2 separate regions of the Homo sapiens genome follow, and region 2 is linked to region 1. Evidence: chromatin contacts called from ENCODE Hi-C or POLR2A ChIA-PET data. All regions are on one chromosome and are shown on one strand. The core of a region is the stretch at or near the end of the contact, and the rest is flanking DNA. Distances in the headings are between cores, read along the strand shown.

The links. A loop is a pair of places that touch in the nucleus more often than their neighbours do. ChIA-PET counts read pairs that join two places held with the same protein, here RNA polymerase II (POLR2A). Pooled maps may share reads with other maps.
Region 2: a loop to region 1 is called in a pooled map, with 6 times the contacts of the local background. The contact joins two enhancer-like sites. A Hi-C loop is called at or near these places in 1 of 168 maps with a recorded cell type or tissue (PC-9) and 11 of 50 pooled maps. POLR2A ChIA-PET finds 5 or more read pairs at or near these places in 1 of 52 experiments (activated naive CD8-positive, alpha-beta T cell).

What each region holds. Positions count from the first base shown.
Region 1 is chr3:16,306,873-16,310,965 of GRCh38, reverse strand. It overlaps a transcript of OXNAD1 not described here. Among named protein-coding and RNA genes, the nearest start is that of OXNAD1, 44 kb to the right of the region's middle. Within about 2 kb of position 1,250, at least 4 of the 41 ENCODE cell types and tissues checked have a DNase peak (open chromatin) inside an H3K27ac peak, as active enhancers do.
Region 2 is chr3:17,021,330-17,025,422 of GRCh38, reverse strand. The region is part of intron 3 of PLCL2 (phospholipase C like 2); the gene reads right to left. Among named protein-coding and RNA genes, the nearest start is that of PLCL2-AS1, 31 kb to the left of the region's middle. RefSeq lists enhancers at 2,024-2,103, 2,174-2,393. Within about 2 kb of position 2,287, at least 3 of the 41 ENCODE cell types and tissues checked have a DNase peak (open chromatin) inside an H3K27ac peak, as active enhancers do.

The DNA.
Region 1 (4,093 bases), core at 1-2,500:
CAGGCTGGAGTGCAATGGCACAATTTCGGCTCACCACAACCTCCACCTCCCAGGTTCAAGCAATTCTCTTGCCTCAGCCTGCCGAGTAGCTGGGATTACAGGCATGCACCACCACGCCCGGCTAATTTTTACATTATTAGTAAAGACAGTGTTTCTCCATGTTGGTCAGGCTGGTCTTGAACTCCCGACCTCAGGTGATTTGCCCACCTTGGCCTCCCAAAGTGCTGAGATTACAGGCGTGAGTCACCGCGCCCAGCCCCAAATGATTTCTAATGGTAATGTTGGCAATTCCAGCAAAGCCCTGAGCCAGGAATTGGTGGAGAACCACCCTGGTTGTCAACTGTAGGGACTGGGTCTTGAAGAAAGAGTAGAGATATTCATTCATCCAGAGACAGTTTTAAAACATGATCCCATGTTGCTGACTGGCTTTTCATCCTTTAATGTGGTAAAACTTGTGTATTTAAATGTGTTGCTCACTAGTCATTAAGTTCAGTTTGGATTTGGATTTTTCTGTGGCCTCTAAATAATATAAAGGCTTAAAGATAGTAAGAAATATATTTCACTTATTAGGGTGAGCATTAAAATGCTTCCTATAATGGACCTCTGATTTCATGAACCTTCAGTCCTGGGTACCTCCTATCTTGTTGATTGTTCAATGAAAAAAAAACAAGAGAATCAACTTAGAAGAAAGAACAACTAGCAAACTTACCAGTTTCTAGGTCCACAAAATGCGTAAGTTAATAACTGTCTAAAACACTTCCTTTTTATGAACCTGGGGAACTATCAATCCAGTCCCTGTCTCAGTCAAGTACACCTTAAGCCCCAATGGGCAAATGTCAGTTTTATTTCTTACTAACGGTAATTCCACTATTTCTCTTGAGCCCTGACTCCAGAATTTAATCAGCAGTATAGTCCAAAAGTCCCCTGTATCAAACCAAACTTTTCCCTTGCTTCAGTCCAAGACAATGTCTTCTTATTCTGTCAACCCCAGAGATACAAACAATAGTCATCCCAAGAATCAATCAAATATTTGAAGAGAGTTAAGATACTCCTTAGACATCTCTCAGTACAGTCAACCTTGATCTCTAAGGCCCATTTTTCTATCATGAAATTATAGAAAGGTAAAGCTGAAAGCAATTTTAAATTGCATAGTCCTACCCACAGCGACAGATAAGGAAAGCAGGTTTCAGAGAGAGGTGGAATGAGTCACACAGGAAACAAGTTGTAGAATGGGCATGATTTAGGTCTCTTGAAGCCTGGTGTCATGTTCCTCCCACCATCCCACACAGCCAACCAATCTGCCTCATTTTTTGTTTCTTCTCTCTGGGCTTCTATAGTCTCTAAGACAGACAGGCCTACGGAACAATCAGAAAATTCAATCAGAAAATTGTTAGTTAAAAAAATCACCTTTCATCTAACTGATTAGGGGAAAAGACAGACAGGCCTACGGAACAATCAGAAAATTCAATCAGAAAATTGTTAGTTAAAAAAATCACCTTTCATCTAACTGATTAGGGGAAAAAAAATACTTAAGTATGAGACTGAGGGTATCTAATGTTGGCTAGAAATGGGCACTTTCATACCCTGTTAGAATATAAACTGATTAGGCATTTTATAGGGTAACTTGGTAATACTAGTCAATTTTTTATTCAGAAATGGCACTTCTAGTAATTCTACAGGAGTATGTGCAGAAAAATTATACAAACAGGTTTACTGCAATATTGCTTGTAATAGCCAAAAACTCCAAACAATTTAAATGTCCATCATGGAGATATGGTTAAGTATATTATGGTATATAGCAAGAATTTGAAGTGTATTAAAAGAAAGAGAGACATAGTTGTATAGGTACCCACAGTTGTATATGTATACAAGATTAATATACCATAAAATTTCTAAAAGGATACCCAGCAAGTTTTTTATACAGAAGTTCCTTCTAGGCAAGGGAATAGGATGGGGGAGAAGAGAACGTCAGCATTTTAATCTATATAATTTTATTTAATATTTGTGGTCACATTTATTAGGTAATTAAAAAATTATTTAACAATTTTTGGTCATATTTATTAGGTAATTAATTTTTAAAAAGGAAGAGATAAAATCTTGTTATGCTCAAATATAGCAAAATAGGACATGGGGATGAGCTGGAAGGGGCCAGGTTAGGCTGATGAGCTCCTGCAGGTTTTAAGAATTCAGAACAGACCATATGAAGATGGCTGCTCAACAACTATAAAAGTTTGGATTTCTGGGCACGAAACATTTTAAAATGCATGCCTTGATTTTATGGCACATTAGGAGGTATCTACATGTCATCACCACACTGCTAGCTTATTGTATGTTAAGAAAGAGTAATATTAAAGACCAGACATCTCACTGTTTAAGATGAGAACAGTATACTTCTTTTGAGTTTTAAAATAAAATAAGATGAAATAACGGCTCTCAGGTTAAATTATCAGATCATCTGCAATAACCAGGAATGGAGGAAATTGCTGTTTTCCATTCAGACAGGAAAAAAAAAATAGGAGCAACAAGACATGCCCTTGGATCATTTGACAATCACTGCATCCACACGTGTTTGTGCTGTGAGTCCCATATAACAATCCTCCTACCCTCCAGAGCATGGGTGCAGCCTTTCCCACTCTGCTACCCCTGGGCCCCTAAGATCCATCATTCCAGTGACTCACCCAGTCATCCATTTGCTATAGCTTCTCTTTCAAACAGTGATAGGTGCAAAAAAATATGTTGCCCCAGAGCATTTCCACTTTCAATTTTGTCGAAATGTTCTCAATGTGTTACTCAGTTATTTCCAGAAGATACCTTTATCACTTAGACTTACAAAAAAATAGTTTCCCAAAGTATTTAACTTGCTCCTAAGATAACCTTTGTCTTATACGTTCCTATCTTCAATGTCTAGCTCAGTGACCGCACATAGCAGATGCTCAATAAATGACATCATCCTCTAGAAGAAGGTGTCACTTCCCTAACTGAGTCCCACTGAATTACTCTTCCATGGTTTTTCATACAATCAGGCTGTTATTTCACTCCTCTTAAAAAAACAGAACAAACTGTGCTTTAATAGTACTGTACCAATTTAGCTGTACTGTTCATTCCCTAGTTTTGATAAATATACCACAACTACGTTAAACATTTGGGAAAGCTGGATGAAGGATATAGAGGAACCCTGTCTTGTCTTTGCAACTCTTCTGTAAATCTAAAATTACTTCAAAACAAAAAGTTTAAAAAATAAAACAACCCAATGAGAACAATAAATGTTCTCTTGACCCCACTTCCCTTTCCAGCTACCATTCCATCTTTTTTCTTCTCTTTATAGTAAATTTCTTTAAAACTATTATCTATATTCATTATAATTGATTTCCTCTCAATTACTCCTAAACCTATTTCACTGTTTTCACTCCCACCATCCGTCTTATCAAGATCACCAATGACTGGACCAGTTGCCAAATCAATAGCCACTCAATGATCACTCATCAGACCTCATCTTTCCTGTCCTATTAGCAGCATGACACAGCTAGCCAATCCATCCTCTATGAAACACTTTCTTCATGAGGCTTCTTAACACCACACTCATCTCCTTTTCCTCCTACCTGTTTATTAGAGAACTTTTTGCACGTTAAGAGCCCCGAACCTCATCAACCATCATGATTGAGTGTGAACCACTGACACAGCAGGGGCGACCTAAAACAAGCTGAACATCAAAAAATTGACTGTAATGGATGAAAACAATCAAATGTATAAAAAGCCATGAGTTCATAATGATACTTTAAATAATCTCACTGGTCGTCTAAAGGTTGCTAAGGCACCAACTCATAGTATGCTAACTGATAAATGAAAGAAATCAAGCATCAATACTGCCATTTCTTTACAGACTCATTTCAGGGGAATCAAAGCTGATGAGGGAAAGTTCTATATGGAACAATCACAGACAATATATACAGGAAGAATAACAGAAATGGATAATTAATCCTTAATGAAAAAATAGCTATCAGCAATGATCAATGGCTGCTAAAACAATTAGGTGAAAGTTTGATGAAGACCATTATATTGGATGAATCAGGCTGACAAATGCTGAAACCACTGA
Region 2 (4,093 bases), core at 1,038-3,537, 710 kb before region 1:
TGTCTCACCACTAACAATTTGATTGAAGTGACTGATATAACTTCAGTCTTCCCAACTCAACTCCACTGGACATGTAACACTGACAAATTTCTCCATAAAAAAGTATATACCTCTCTAAACTACATAAGAATGGGTGGCAATAGATTGAATTAATTCCTGAAGAATGGATCTTGCATTTATAGAGCCAAGGAAGGATATCAAGAACATAAGGATTCTAAACAATAAAATTATATTATCACTGCAACTTTACACACTTTCTAAACTCTAACCTGAATATGTTCCATCTTCATTCACAGGTGCAGTGAACAACCACGACAGGCTTCACATCATCCTACCTGGTCAGAAGTTGCCACCATTAGGACAACTAATTAAATTCAACAGTAAAGGTGTATATCCCGTGCCCTCCAATAGGGTGTGGCTCAAGGAGTACTTGGGGTTTCAAACGGGGCCCACACTCATGAAGCGCCCAGGTTTCTATCACTAGTCTCCATAAACATATGGATGAAGATGAACACATCTGTTTTTCTTTCAAAGTAGCCAGCACAAGCTGGCACAGCCGCCTCTGTGCCCACAGCACAGATTGAAGGATCAAGGAGCAACATGGGTCTCCTCTGGGTCCCAAGTAATAGGGAGCAGGAGGCTCCCAGCTCAAAGGGAGAAGGAGGCTGAATGCATTAATGAGCTATGAGTCACATGTTCTAGGTCAGCTAGTCTTCATTTTCGTCAATCTGAAAAGATTTGGAACTCACAAACTGCATAAAGACATACAAATTACCACACATGGAAAGCCAATTAAGCTCTTTGTTTCTTTGATCATTGCTTTTCTGTTTGAATTTCCACAAAGAGGACAATCACAATCCACAAAACTGAATGTAGAGACAATACTATTCTGTGCATACTACAAAAATAATTACACAATTTAAGATACTGCACAGATCCTAGATGCTATAAAAACTTTTTTTAAAAAGGGCTTTATACTATTGCCAGTAGTGTTTGATGCACGTTTCAACAGTAAATAAAAAATCTTGATGCTGGAAAGATTCAATTGCTAGAAGAAAATAGACATGAAGTGTATGTTCTTAAAGATATTCCTCTCACACTTCACCCTCCTTTTTCTCTCTCTTGGCAATTATTAGGCTTAACTCAAATTCTTCATCAATCTCAACACACCAAAGGGATGCCACTTTTCCAGGATGCTCTACGAAAAAATGTTATTCACCTAACAAAAATAGTCAAGGTAACAGAGCAATTTGGCTCCACTGTTCTTGATGATCACAATATAATCCTTCCAGCTGGCTTAGTTCTTAAAGTTATCACATCATACTTCTAACTCTACCTCTTGGACCCTCCCAGAAATACCTAGGCCTTTCTCTGGGAGATATTTCAGGAAGAATGTCTTTAAGGCAAACCAGAGGATGAACTGCAGCAGAGAGGGAAAGGCTGCAGGCTGGGTGGCTTCAACAGTCTCACAAGTGTGATGGGGATGGTGTCAATAAGTTATTTCTTTTCACAGATGCTGCCATAGTTAATGAATCATGTTTTCCCTGGAGCTTTCCACCTATTCAAAGGACAAGTTTCAGAGCTTGGATGAGGAGCAACTATCTTATGAACACAGAGACATTTGTCAGTTTTAAAGGTCAAATTAGATTTTTGCTCAGGTTCCCACCAAAATGATAGACTTGAAAATCAGGATTTATCAAACTATGTTCTAAATTATTTCAACATATCGAGTGTATTAGTCTGTTTTCATGCTGCTGATAAAGACATACCCGAGACTGGGAATAAAAGGAGGATTAATATGACTTACAGTTCCACATGGCTGGGGAGGTCTCACAATCATGGCAGAAGGTGAAAGGCATTTCTTACATGGTGGTGGCAAGAGAGAATAAGAAAGAAGCAAAGTGGAAATCCCTGATAAACCCATCAGGTTTCATGAGACTTATTCACTATCACAAGAATAGCACAGGAAAGACTGGCCCCCATGATTCAACTACCTCCCCCTGGGTCCCTCCCACAACACGGGGGAATTCTGGGAGATACAATTCAAGTTGAGATTTGGGTGGGGACACAGCCAAACCATATCATGGGGAAACAACCCGTAGATCACAGAGTGTTATCCCCTAAGGTGGAGGAGACTTCCTTCCAAATACAAAGGTTGAGCCAAGGGAATTGCAGCTCTGAGGCAGGAGGAAAGGAGCTGGCTCTTGCAGCTTTCTTGACGAGAGAACAGAGAGGAGGAAATAACGCCTCTTGCAGTATTGAGTGACTCATGTTGGAGCTGGGAAATCCCCCCACTATGTACCCACCTCGAGGTGAATAGAAAGTGGAGGAGAGGATGGTGGCTTTAGATGTTTAGACATTCTTTGCCAAGAACACAAAAAGAAGGGTTTGCAACCACACCCTCTCCAAGCAACCACTGGCCACTTTGTGAAGGAAGAGGGGGAAAGAGAGAAAGTCAGAGAGACTGAGCATTTTACCTAAAGAGCTTAGCATTTACAGTCCAAAACGAATAACGTAATGAATGCAATAGATGAAGTTTACCAACAGAATTAAAATCCAGGGACATCTACCTCCCTCATAAGAGAGGTAAGAAAGTTACATTTTCTTTTTCACCTGGGATGAGTATGAAGCTTGAACTCAAACTCTGCCATACAGCATAAGGTGATTAAAGGCTCAACTAGAATTAGGGCCACAGAAATGAGAAGTCAGCCAGCATTGCCTCCTCCACTCAATTAAAGTTTATTTATTCAAAGTCTAGTAATGACAAAAAGTTTACTGAATAAATGGGGATAAGGAAGCTAAGTGCTTCCTCGCAGCTTTGGAAACTGCCAGTTGACCAAAAGAACTGTGTATATTATCTCCAGAGCACTAACAGAATTTTAAAGATACATAAAATCCTTTTCTTTCTTTCTTTCTTTTTTTTAAATTTCCTGTAAGGGTCCTTGACAGAGAGAAGAACTTAGCAAAGAACTTAGGAGGCACCTTCAGCCACTGCAGAAACACAGAGAAACTATCGAAAAAGTATCAAAAATAAGCCTTGAAGAAATTATACAGGAGCAAAATCCAATATTCGATGTGGAATTTGATGGGAACATAGGAAGTAACTCCTCTACTTTTGCATAGGAAGAAAAAAGACTACAGTACTTCGAATATCTTAGTTTTATAAAAAATGTAGTAGTATTCTTTTGCGTAAAGCATAGGTTTACAAAGAAGTTCCCTAACTTTTCTTGAGCTTTGGGTTTCAGATATATTCATATTTTCTACCAGATTCAGGGAACTAAAGTGTTTGAAAAATTAGCAATCTGCCTTTGCCCCTTTAAAAAACAATAAAAATGCTCTAAACAGAAAAGTAAAACCATGGAGACCCTATCAAATACATGGCCCTAAACCACTGCCCCCTAACAGTTCTCTAGGTGGTGATGGCTCAAATGAAATCTACCCAGGAACTGAAGTGATGCTAACAGCCGGGTCCCATTTCTCATTCACCAATAGGGCTGGATGGCACCCCAGCTCTTGTTTCCTTGCTTACTTTGCAATTTTAAATCAGACTGTTAGTATGTCAGATGACATAGTAGCTTGCTTAATAGCATTTATCATTTCTTGTCTGAGGACATCATCTGACAACATGTTGAAATCTATTAAAGTCATCCTCCCAGAGAGTTTAGAGATGGATATCCAACTTAATGGATAAAAGCTGCTCTGTGATGCTATGTGATTAAGTCTCTTTCAAGCAGACTGCCATCCCCTAAAGTGCTACTCTTTCCTCAACTGTTCCTTGCTTAGTATCTGGGGTGTGTGTGTGTGTGTGTGTGTGTGTGTGTGTGTGTAAGAATACTTTAAGAATATGTGTTCCTCAGTGGTTTCTGTGGAGACATGTTAAGCTAGAAAACTGGATCAGAAGGAAAATCTTACAATTACCACCACTTACATGCTTGAAGCACAATCTCCCAAAGGTTTCTCAATCTCCCAGCTCCCGATCACTGTGTGGTGGCCTGGTACTTCTCATCTGATAATACATGTGATGTTACCAGCACACTGTATCGTTTAAACATTTATTTTCACTTCCACTGGCTTGGTAACTTGAACCATTACA